Regions from separate parts of the Mus musculus genome. Here region 1 is linked to region 2. The links are chromatin loops, found by intact Hi-C in ENCODE. Cell type or tissue: heart. All regions are shown on one strand. Links, peaks and the distances in the headings refer to the core of each region. The heading gives the core; the rest is flanking DNA. Region 1 overlaps Phf19 (PHD finger protein 19). Region 2 holds the start of Hspa5 (heat shock protein 5).

Evidence for each region. Hi-C counts contacts between places; a loop is a spot of excess contacts. Peaks named below come from ENCODE experiments on the same cell type or tissue, not always from the same donor. Only the 100,000 strongest peaks of a DNase experiment are listed, where the experiment ranks them.
Region 1: it touches region 2 in a loop (2.1-fold over the local background); 6 of 42 quality-filtered maps call a loop at or near these places.

The regions. Positions count from the first base shown.
Region 1 is chr2:34,904,757-34,909,146 of GRCm38, forward strand. It overlaps Phf19 (PHD finger protein 19), which reads right to left. Exons shown (of 15, transcript NM_028716.4): 4 at 2,249-2,344; 5 at 1,702-1,802; 6 at 694-842. Among named protein-coding and RNA genes, the nearest start is that of Phf19, 7.0 kb to the right of the region's middle. In heart, for the core only: a CTCF peak has its summit at 2,457 (motif pointing left); DNase peaks (open chromatin) are centred at 445, 2,225 and 2,665; H3K4me3 peaks cover 907 bases; H3K27ac peaks cover 758 bases.
Region 2 is chr2:34,769,796-34,774,167 of GRCm38, forward strand. It overlaps Hspa5 (heat shock protein 5), which reads left to right and starts at 2,295. Exons shown (of 9, transcript NM_001163434.1): 1 at 2,295-2,351; 2 at 2,434-2,651; 3 at 2,764-2,995; 4 at 3,375-3,512; 5 at 4,026-4,138; 6 at 4,233-4,372. The coding sequence starts at 2,527. In heart, for the core only: no CTCF peak of the experiment used is centred there; a DNase peak (open chromatin) is centred at 2,146; H3K4me3 peaks cover 3,750 bases; H3K27ac peaks cover 2,385 bases.

The DNA.
Region 1 (4,390 bases), core at 181-4,180, 130 kb after region 2:
GCTATTCTACCCCCTGGGCCCGCCTCTAAAGCTTGGCCCTCACAGACCACTCTGGGTCTCCCTCCTGAAGCCTCCTGCAAAGTGACACAGCCTCAACATTAAAATCTGCCCTCCCTAAAATGACATCGCGGATCCGCCCCTCCAGATACCGCCTCCATGGCCTGACACCTAGGCTCCACCCTTCCGACTGTCACTTTCAGGCCCGTCCTCCCTAGACCTAATACTCAGCTGGCACTCTGGATTTGCCCATCCAAGACACGCCTCCAAGGCCTGACACTAAAGCCCCGCCTCGCAGCTGTCACTCTGGGTCCACCTCTCTAGATCCCGCCTTCACAGTCTGACACTCGGACCCCGCCCCTGAGCTGTCAAATTTCTCTAGGTCCCGCCTCTACAGCGTGACACTAAGGCCCCGCCCCATGGCTCCAGGTCCGCCCCTCCAGATCCCGCCTCCAGACGCTCACACCCCACAGCCCAGCTGTCACTCCAAGTTAACCCCTCCAGAGTCTGACGCTCAGGCCCCGCCTCTAAGCTGTCACTTGGAGTGCGCCCCTCCAGGTTCCGCCTCCAGAGCCAGTTACTCAAGCCCGCCCCGCCCCTCAGGCTGTCACTCAGGCTCCGCCCCCTGAGTTGAGGTTCTCCCGGAGCCTGTCAGTCCCACCCTGCAGTCCCACGTGCCCCGCTCTGTAGCCTTACTCTCCAGGCCCGCCGCAGTAGCAGTAGCATTGCTGCTGGTTAGTGCGATGGGGCGAGTCCCAATCGAGTTCCTCCGGCTGGTAGGACAGCACCATTTTCACTGCCTGCAGCGTCTTGGCGATGGCGCCTTTCTTCAAAGCGCCACCTTTCTAGGGGGAGATAAAGTCCAGGTCACCAACCACACCTGTCAGCACATAGCTATCAGGAGAAATGCTGCCAGGGTTTGGGGAGACGCAGGCATTTTATGAGCATCAGAAAAACGAGGAACTTTTTCTTACCAATCCTAAACCCATCCTGTTCCCCTTAGAGATATTCATTAATAGCATCAGTTGTAGTAAGGACACACACACACACACACACACACACACACACACACACAGAGTCTGTGAAAGAATATATTTATCTTAACAAGAGTTAAAAAAAAAAAAAAAGAAGTAGCCGGGCGTGGTGGCACATGCCTTTAATCCCAGCACTCGGGAAGCAGAGGCAGGCGAATTTCTAAGTTCGAGGCCAGCCTGGTCTACAAAATGAGTTCCAGGACAGCTAGGGCTATACAGAGAAACCCTGTCTCGAAAAACCAAAAAACAAACAAACAAACAAAAAACCCAAAAACAAACAACAAAACAAAACAAAACAACAACAACAAAAAACAAAACCAACCAACCAACCAACCAAACAAAAGAAGTAATAAAAATAATACCACGTGTTAGGGGCAGGTACATATCATTGTCTTTTAATAGCACATGGCCCTTTATTGGGGACCTCCTACTGACACAAAACTGTCCATTTTATGGTTGGGGAAACTTGAGGTTTAGAGAGATTCTGAAATCTGGTCTAAGACAGTGAGCACCCTGTGTCTCCATGGACCAAGTGAAGCCCTTCTGCCTAGAGTACAGCATCAGCAATGAAGTCTCAGGCCTGAGTCTCTGGGGCTCTGGTCTGGCCAGTCGGAAGGCAAGGGCTGGGGGTGGGGGGTGGGACTGGGGGTGGGGGTAGGGAGGTGCTCACCCTCACAGCCAGTGCGAAAATGCAGCGTCGGCAGAACCAATGAGTGAGGAGGGGCCAGTTGGCATCAACTGCGATGGGGATGTGGCACTGTTGGTGGTAACCTGGGGTGAAGGTGGGGATTGCGAATCACTCACTCACAAGGGAACAGTGGCCCAAGGTCAGTTGGCCATAGGCAGCGAGACTAGCTGAGCTATGGCAAGCCCTAGGGAGCTCTGCCTGCCAGCTTTCAGGGTACTGGCTGGTGGTACCCACCCAGAAGCCAAGCTGATAACCAGTAAGGCACAAAAAGACAGTACTGGCCACTGCAAGAGGCACCAAGGGCTGGCTTCAGCACCTGCCTTCCTCTGCCTAGGAGGGCCACAAACTACATTTCCCATTGCTTTTGGTCACCTTTCCCCAAGGCAGGAGGAACCCAGGATAGGAGAAATAGGAAGCTAGCTGGGACCACAGCAAGTGCGATGTGGGAGGGGCCACAAAGTGGGAGGGACCACAAAGTGGGAGGGGCCCGCAGGGCAGTGCCTTCACAGTGAGCTGTTCACCCACTCACCCAGGCCACACTTCCCACAGATGAGGATCTCGTTCATAGGCCCTGAAGTCTTCCCCATGCAGACGTCACACTTGGGCTCCTCTCCCGGAACACCAGCTGAAAAAGAAGTCCCCTCAACTCAGATCCAGCTCACACCACCAAGAACTAGTCAGAATCATCTGCTGGGAGGGAATCTACACTTGGATCTGGGGAGGAGCTCTTAGGCCCCCTACTGGGAAATTTAGTTCTGCTGTTCAGCTAAGTTGACACAGAGTCTAGATATACGTTATACCCATTCAGCCTTAACCAGAGATGCGTCTGCTTCCTGTGAGCTTCGGAGAGTGCAGAAACAGCTGTATAAAATGCAGAGAATAAGAGACACTTGAAGCTCAGCTCTAAACACGACTTCCACACCATACCCTCATGGGACACTCTTGAAGAGGGGCCAGAATGAACGTAAGAGCTGAGAGGCCGGAATAAGGACTGTGAAATGCCATTGTCTGAGTGTAGCCCCTGTAATGAACTCTTAGCAACTGCAGATGACAAAGGGTCTACATAAGAATGGATCCATCCACACCAGATATTGACGGCAGGGCCACAGGGTGCCTATCTTTCACTGCTGAGCAAACCCTGTCTGGGGGGGGGGGGAATGTAGGTTTATAATGAGACTCTATGTTCCCATCATGATCCTCATCTGTGGGAAGTGTGGCCTGGGCGAGTGGGTGAACAGCTCACTGTGAAGACCCTGCCCTGCTGAGCAATTTCATATTGATACATTTGGGGAGGGGATGGTGAGTTACTGCCTTCAGCTGTGTACCCATTGATTCTACTGGATTCCAGTAGGTAGTCCCGGTCCAACAGACACACAGATGACCAAAGGGGTCACACAACAAAACCAAACATCAACCATCTGGGAAAGGGGCAGGGAGGGAGGAGGGAAGAGATGGGGGGGGAGCACTAGGGAGGATTGAGGAGAGTGTAACCAGAATGTACCAGTATAAAACTGTCAGGGACTTTAGTTGTTAAAGCAATCATAATAAAAATCGCAGAGCAGGAACTGAGCTGCTGAGCACCGCGCTTCACACCCCACCCCACCCCACAAGCAGCCTCGATGAATCTCCCCAGGCTCTCAGAGGTGTCTCCTAACACCTGCTCCAAAGATGGGGAAACTGAGGCTCAAGAAGTCAGGGTCCTTGCTCAGCTGGGAAGCACGAGAGTGAGATTCAAACACACCACCACTGCTCCGCTAAGTCTTTGCACCTCGGGCACATCCAGTTCCCTCTCCTACCTATTCCAACCTGTTTTATGTTTAAACATTTTTGTGTCAAGTGACATTTAAAATGCCTACTTTGTGATAAGAATGTAGGTTTTTTTGTTTTTGGTTTATTTTTGGTTTTTCGAGACAATAGTTTCTCTGTGTAGCCCTGGCTGTCCTGGAACTCACTTTGTAGACCATAGACCAGGCTGGCCTCGAACTCAGAAATCCACCTGCCTCTGCCTCCCAAGTGCTGGGATTGAAGGTGTGAGCCACCACGCCCAGCTTAAAAATGTAGGTTTATAATGAGACTATGTTCCCATCAATCGTGAACTCACAGAAAGTCCTATTTAAACAACAGCCTCACTCACATCTCCTCCCTGTTATTTCAATTCAAGACCCAGACACCCATTCATCTTTCTGTAACCACTGCAGCTACATTTCTAGTCAGAGTTCTCTTAAAGCACACTGCATAGCCTTTATTGCATCTGAAGTCACTTTTATTTCCAAATGTCTAGGAAATTGAAATGTCACTACAAATTTGTGTTTTGAATCAAAATACAAAGTCCAGATTTAGTGACCAGTTAATTTGTTTATCTTAGCTTATTTTAGACCTGGGGTTTAGACCCAGAGCCTGTTCTTGCTGGGTACTCTCTCTCCCACTGAAGTAAACCCCAACTGCTAATACAGTTATGGAACGGCTCCCTTTTTTGTCTTCTTTTGTTAAATATATTTTTATATCTCAAGTGTTTGAATGGCTATGTTAAGTATATTTCTCCTTTTGGAGGGTGCAGTGATGCTAGGCATCAAACCAAAGACTGTACATTCTAGGTAACGCATACCCTGACCTACAAATGCAACTTTCCGGTGTCTATATATGCATGAAGGTTAGCGTGTGTGCAGATGCA
Region 2 (4,372 bases), core at 373-4,372:
AGTTCAAATCCCAGCAACCACATGGTGGCTCACAACCATCTGTAATGAGATCTGATGCCCTCTTCTGGGGTGTCTGAAGACAGCCTACAGTGTACTTACATAAAATAAATAAATAAATCTTTTTTAAAAAAAAAGAGAGACAGGATGAAACTGAAATTTGATTTTAGTGTAAACTGACTGCTGTAATATATATACAGACAAGCTTGAAATGACATGAAGTTGTAATGTGGTCAAGTAGTGATTTCCATTTTTCCCCCCTTTGAGGTAGGGTCTCAACATGTAGCCTTGGCTGTCTTTGTACTAACCAGGCTGGCCTCTAACTCAGAGAGATCCCCTGCTTCTGCCTCCTACGTGCTGAGACTAAAGGTGTGCACCAGTAGATTGGGCTTAGTGATTCTATCTTAATACTAGTCTGATGCAACCCAAAGGAAGATCAATGTTATGACAGTATTACAAGCCTGACTGAAAGAGCTGTGTGATGCAACTTCTATAGCAAGGATGGAGTTGACTGAGTCACTAATCTTTGAGGAATGAGAAAGGAAAAAAATTCCTGAACACTGATTCATAGGCTCAACATTTTAGTGACTGTGCGTGTGATGTTTTAGTAGTATTTGCACAGTGTACTTATGAAGCTCAGAATACATTTAATAGGAATACTGGAGTCATTTCCTGCCTGTAATAAATGGCCCAAGTAGCCTTCATAAGCATGTCTATAAGGACTTGGGGTGCAGAGATGGTGGACCTGAGAGTTCAAGGCCAGCCTGGTGGACATGTTGAGCTCCAGGCCTGGAGACAGATGTCAGTTGTGTAGCATGCATAGATGCAAGTCCCATGGTAGTACATGCCTATGCCTGAAGTTCTCAGCACTTGGGAGGTATAGATAGAAGAAACAGAAGTTCAAAGTCATTTGCTACACAGTTTGAAGACTGGGGGTGCATGAAATTTGTCTTTAAACAACAAAAAAGGGTGGTGGTGGTGGGAATCAATAGTATAAATTATGGAGTAAAATCAACCGGGTTATTAACTATATTCTCAGCACTTATCAATCGACCATTCTAGCTATTTAATCGCTCTTGGTCTCAATGGTCTCTTCTGGAAAATGGGAAAAATGTACCAAGACTTGAATATGAATAAATGACACATGGAAAACACATAGGAGGATCAGTAGTTATAGACCAGCTTGGGCCTGTGTACAATGCCTCTCAAAATACATAAAACAAAACAATGAAGTACATAATAAGCTCAAGTAGTAACTTGTTTTGTTTGTCCCCCAACATACTATTATAAAAGAGTAAAGCATCAGCAAGACTTTTTTGTCTGCTAAACGTCTTTAGCATTATCAGCCCTATTCCAAGAGTCGAATAGGGTGGTGTCAAGAAGGAAGAGGGAAAGAGGAAGGACTTATAAATAATAACCAGTGTCATAAATGGAAATGCTATGCTAGAACAGGTTAGCGAACAATAAGGCGCTACGAGAGAGAGAGAGAGAGAGAGAGAGAGAGAGAGAGAGAAGAAAAGATACATCTCATGGTGGAAAGTGCTCGTTTGACCATAGTACTGAATCTCCGCGGCGGAGAAAGGGAATAGGTTACAATTGGCCAGGCCAATCCTGGGACTTAACCCCGGCAAAGGGAAGATTCGAAAGGCCTGGAAAGACACATACGGCTAGCCTTGGGGTGAAGGAGAAACACGGTTAGCTGAGAAGCACCAGGATTCTCAGCGAGGCAGAATCCAGATCAGGCCCCAGCTCGAGACGTGCAGGCCGGGCGAGTAACAGGGCCTGGACTCTGGGACATCCGAGAACGTGTGGAGGCTGGGGAGGGCGATCACAGCTGAGGCCGGGCAGCTCAGGACGCGGGGAATCGAGGAGGAGAAAGGCCGCGTACTTCTTCAGAGTGAGAGACAGAAAAGGAGACCCCGAGGGAACTGACACGCAGACCCCACTCCAGTCCCCGGGGGCCTGGCGTGAGGGGAGGACCTGAACGGTTACCGGCGGAAACGGTCTCGGGGTGAGAGGTCACCCGAAGGACAGGCAGCTGCTGAACCAATAGGACCAGCGCTCAGGGCGGATGCTGCCTCTCATTGGTGGCCGTTAAGAATGACCAGTAGCCAATGAGTCAGCCCGGGGGGCGTAGCAATGACGTGAGTTGCGGAGGAGGCCGCTTCGAATCGGCAGCAGCCAGCTTGGTGGCATGGACCAATCAGCGGCCTCCAACGAGTAGCGACTTCACCAATCGGAGGCCTCCACGACGGGGCTGTGGGGAGGGTATATAAGGCGAGTCGGCGACGGCGCGCTCGATACTGGCCGAGACAACACTGACCTGGACACTTGGGCTTCTGCGTGTGTGTGAGGTAAGCGCCGCGGCCTGCTGCTAGGCCTGCTCCGAGTCTGCTTCGTGTCTCCTCCTGACCCCGAGGCCCCTGTCGCCCTCAGACCAGAACCGTCGTCGCGTTTCGGGGCCACAGCCTGTTGCTGGACTCCTAAGACTCCTGCCTGACTGCTGAGCGACTGGTCCTCAGCGCCGGCATGATGAAGTTCACTGTGGTGGCGGCGGCGTTGCTGCTGCTGGGCGCGGTGCGGGCCGAGGAGGAGGACAAGAAGGAGGATGTGGGCACGGTGGTCGGCATCGACTTGGGGACCACCTATTCCTGGTAAGTGGTATCCGTCGAAGGAGGAGGGGGTGGGGAGGAGTGGGGCGTGGCCTCCGGGGCCAGCGTGAGAAAGTGAGGTGCTGATTCCTTTTCTGTGGGGTTTCCCCGTCAGCGTCGGTGTGTTCAAGAACGGCCGCGTGGAGATCATAGCCAACGATCAGGGCAACCGCATCACGCCGTCGTATGTGGCCTTCACTCCTGAAGGGGAGCGTCTGATTGGCGATGCGGCCAAGAACCAACTCACGTCCAACCCCGAGAACACGGTCTTCGATGCCAAGCGCCTCATCGGACGCACTTGGAATGACCCTTCGGTGCAGCAGGACATCAAGTTCTTGCCATTCAAGGTCGGACCCGTTTTTTTTTTCTCATGCTAATGGGGCGGCTGGGGTGATAGGAGTATTTAGGGGTTGCCACTTGGCCAAAAACACTGTTCAAAGGACTTAAAAGAATGTGTTCGGAATTTATGTAACGGTTTTACATCTAGTCGTTTTTAGTGTGTTATAAAACATGACACACTGTTAACAATGTCTAGAAGTTGAAACAGACTAAAACTGTCGATCTATCTACAATACAGCTGTGCTCAGTTTTAGTTGTGATTTCCCCCTAAGGGACAGAGATGAATCAAGCTATGGGAGGGAGGAAATGGATTTTTTTTTTTAAATCGTTTGTGGTGTCATTGTTTCCTCTTCGGAAAAATTACCTTTAAATTACTTTATGCCATAGGTGGTTGAAAAGAAAACTAAACCGTACATTCAAGTTGATATTGGAGGTGGGCAAACCAAGACATTTGCCCCAGAAGAAATTTCTGCCATGGTTCTCACTAAAATGAAGGAGACTGCTGAGGCGTATTTGGGAAAGAAGGTGAATAACGTGTGAAACAGTGTTGAGTGTTTGATTGCTGTTGCTCCCCCTCGATGACTTGTGTAGGGAAGCCTTCATGGTTTGAAACCTTTCAATTTTTTTTTAAAGATTTATTTATTATTATACATAATTTCACTGTAGCTGACTTCAGACACACCAGAAGAGAGTGTCAGATCTCATTATGGGTGGTTGTGAGCCACCATGTGGTTGCTGGGATTTGAACTCAGGACCTTCGGAAGAGCAGTCAGTGCCCTTACCTGCCGAGCCATCTCACCAGCCCCAGAAACCTTTCAATCTTAACTTTTAGTGATTTAGTGTTTTGTGGGAGGTCAAGGTATATGCTAGTCAGCCTTTATGAGTTACCACTGCTTAATTCTAATGACAAAAGCGTATGATATAGCAGTAAACTGACTTAGAAACTGTTGTGGCTTGACTAGTTGATAAGAGTGACAGAAGTGAGAACACCATGTACTTCAATCATCTTTAAGTATGATTGCACGGTTGTCCTTCTAGGTTACCCATGCAGTTGTTACTGTACCAGCTTACTTCAATGATGCCCAGCGACAAGCAACCAAAGATGCTGGCACTATTGCTGGACTGAATGTCATGAGGATCATCAATGAGCCGTAAGTATGGGACTCAGAGCTCTACCATATTCCCAAGTGGGGGGGAAATATGAACCCCTGACCAAGCTTTCTTCCCTCCTCTTCATCCTCACAGTACAGCAGCTGCTATTGCATATGGCCTGGATAAGAGAGAGGGAGAGAAGAACATCCTTGTGTTTGACCTGGGTGGCGGCACCTTCGATGTGTCTCTTCTCACCATTGACAATGGTGTCTTTGAAGTGGTGGCCACTAATG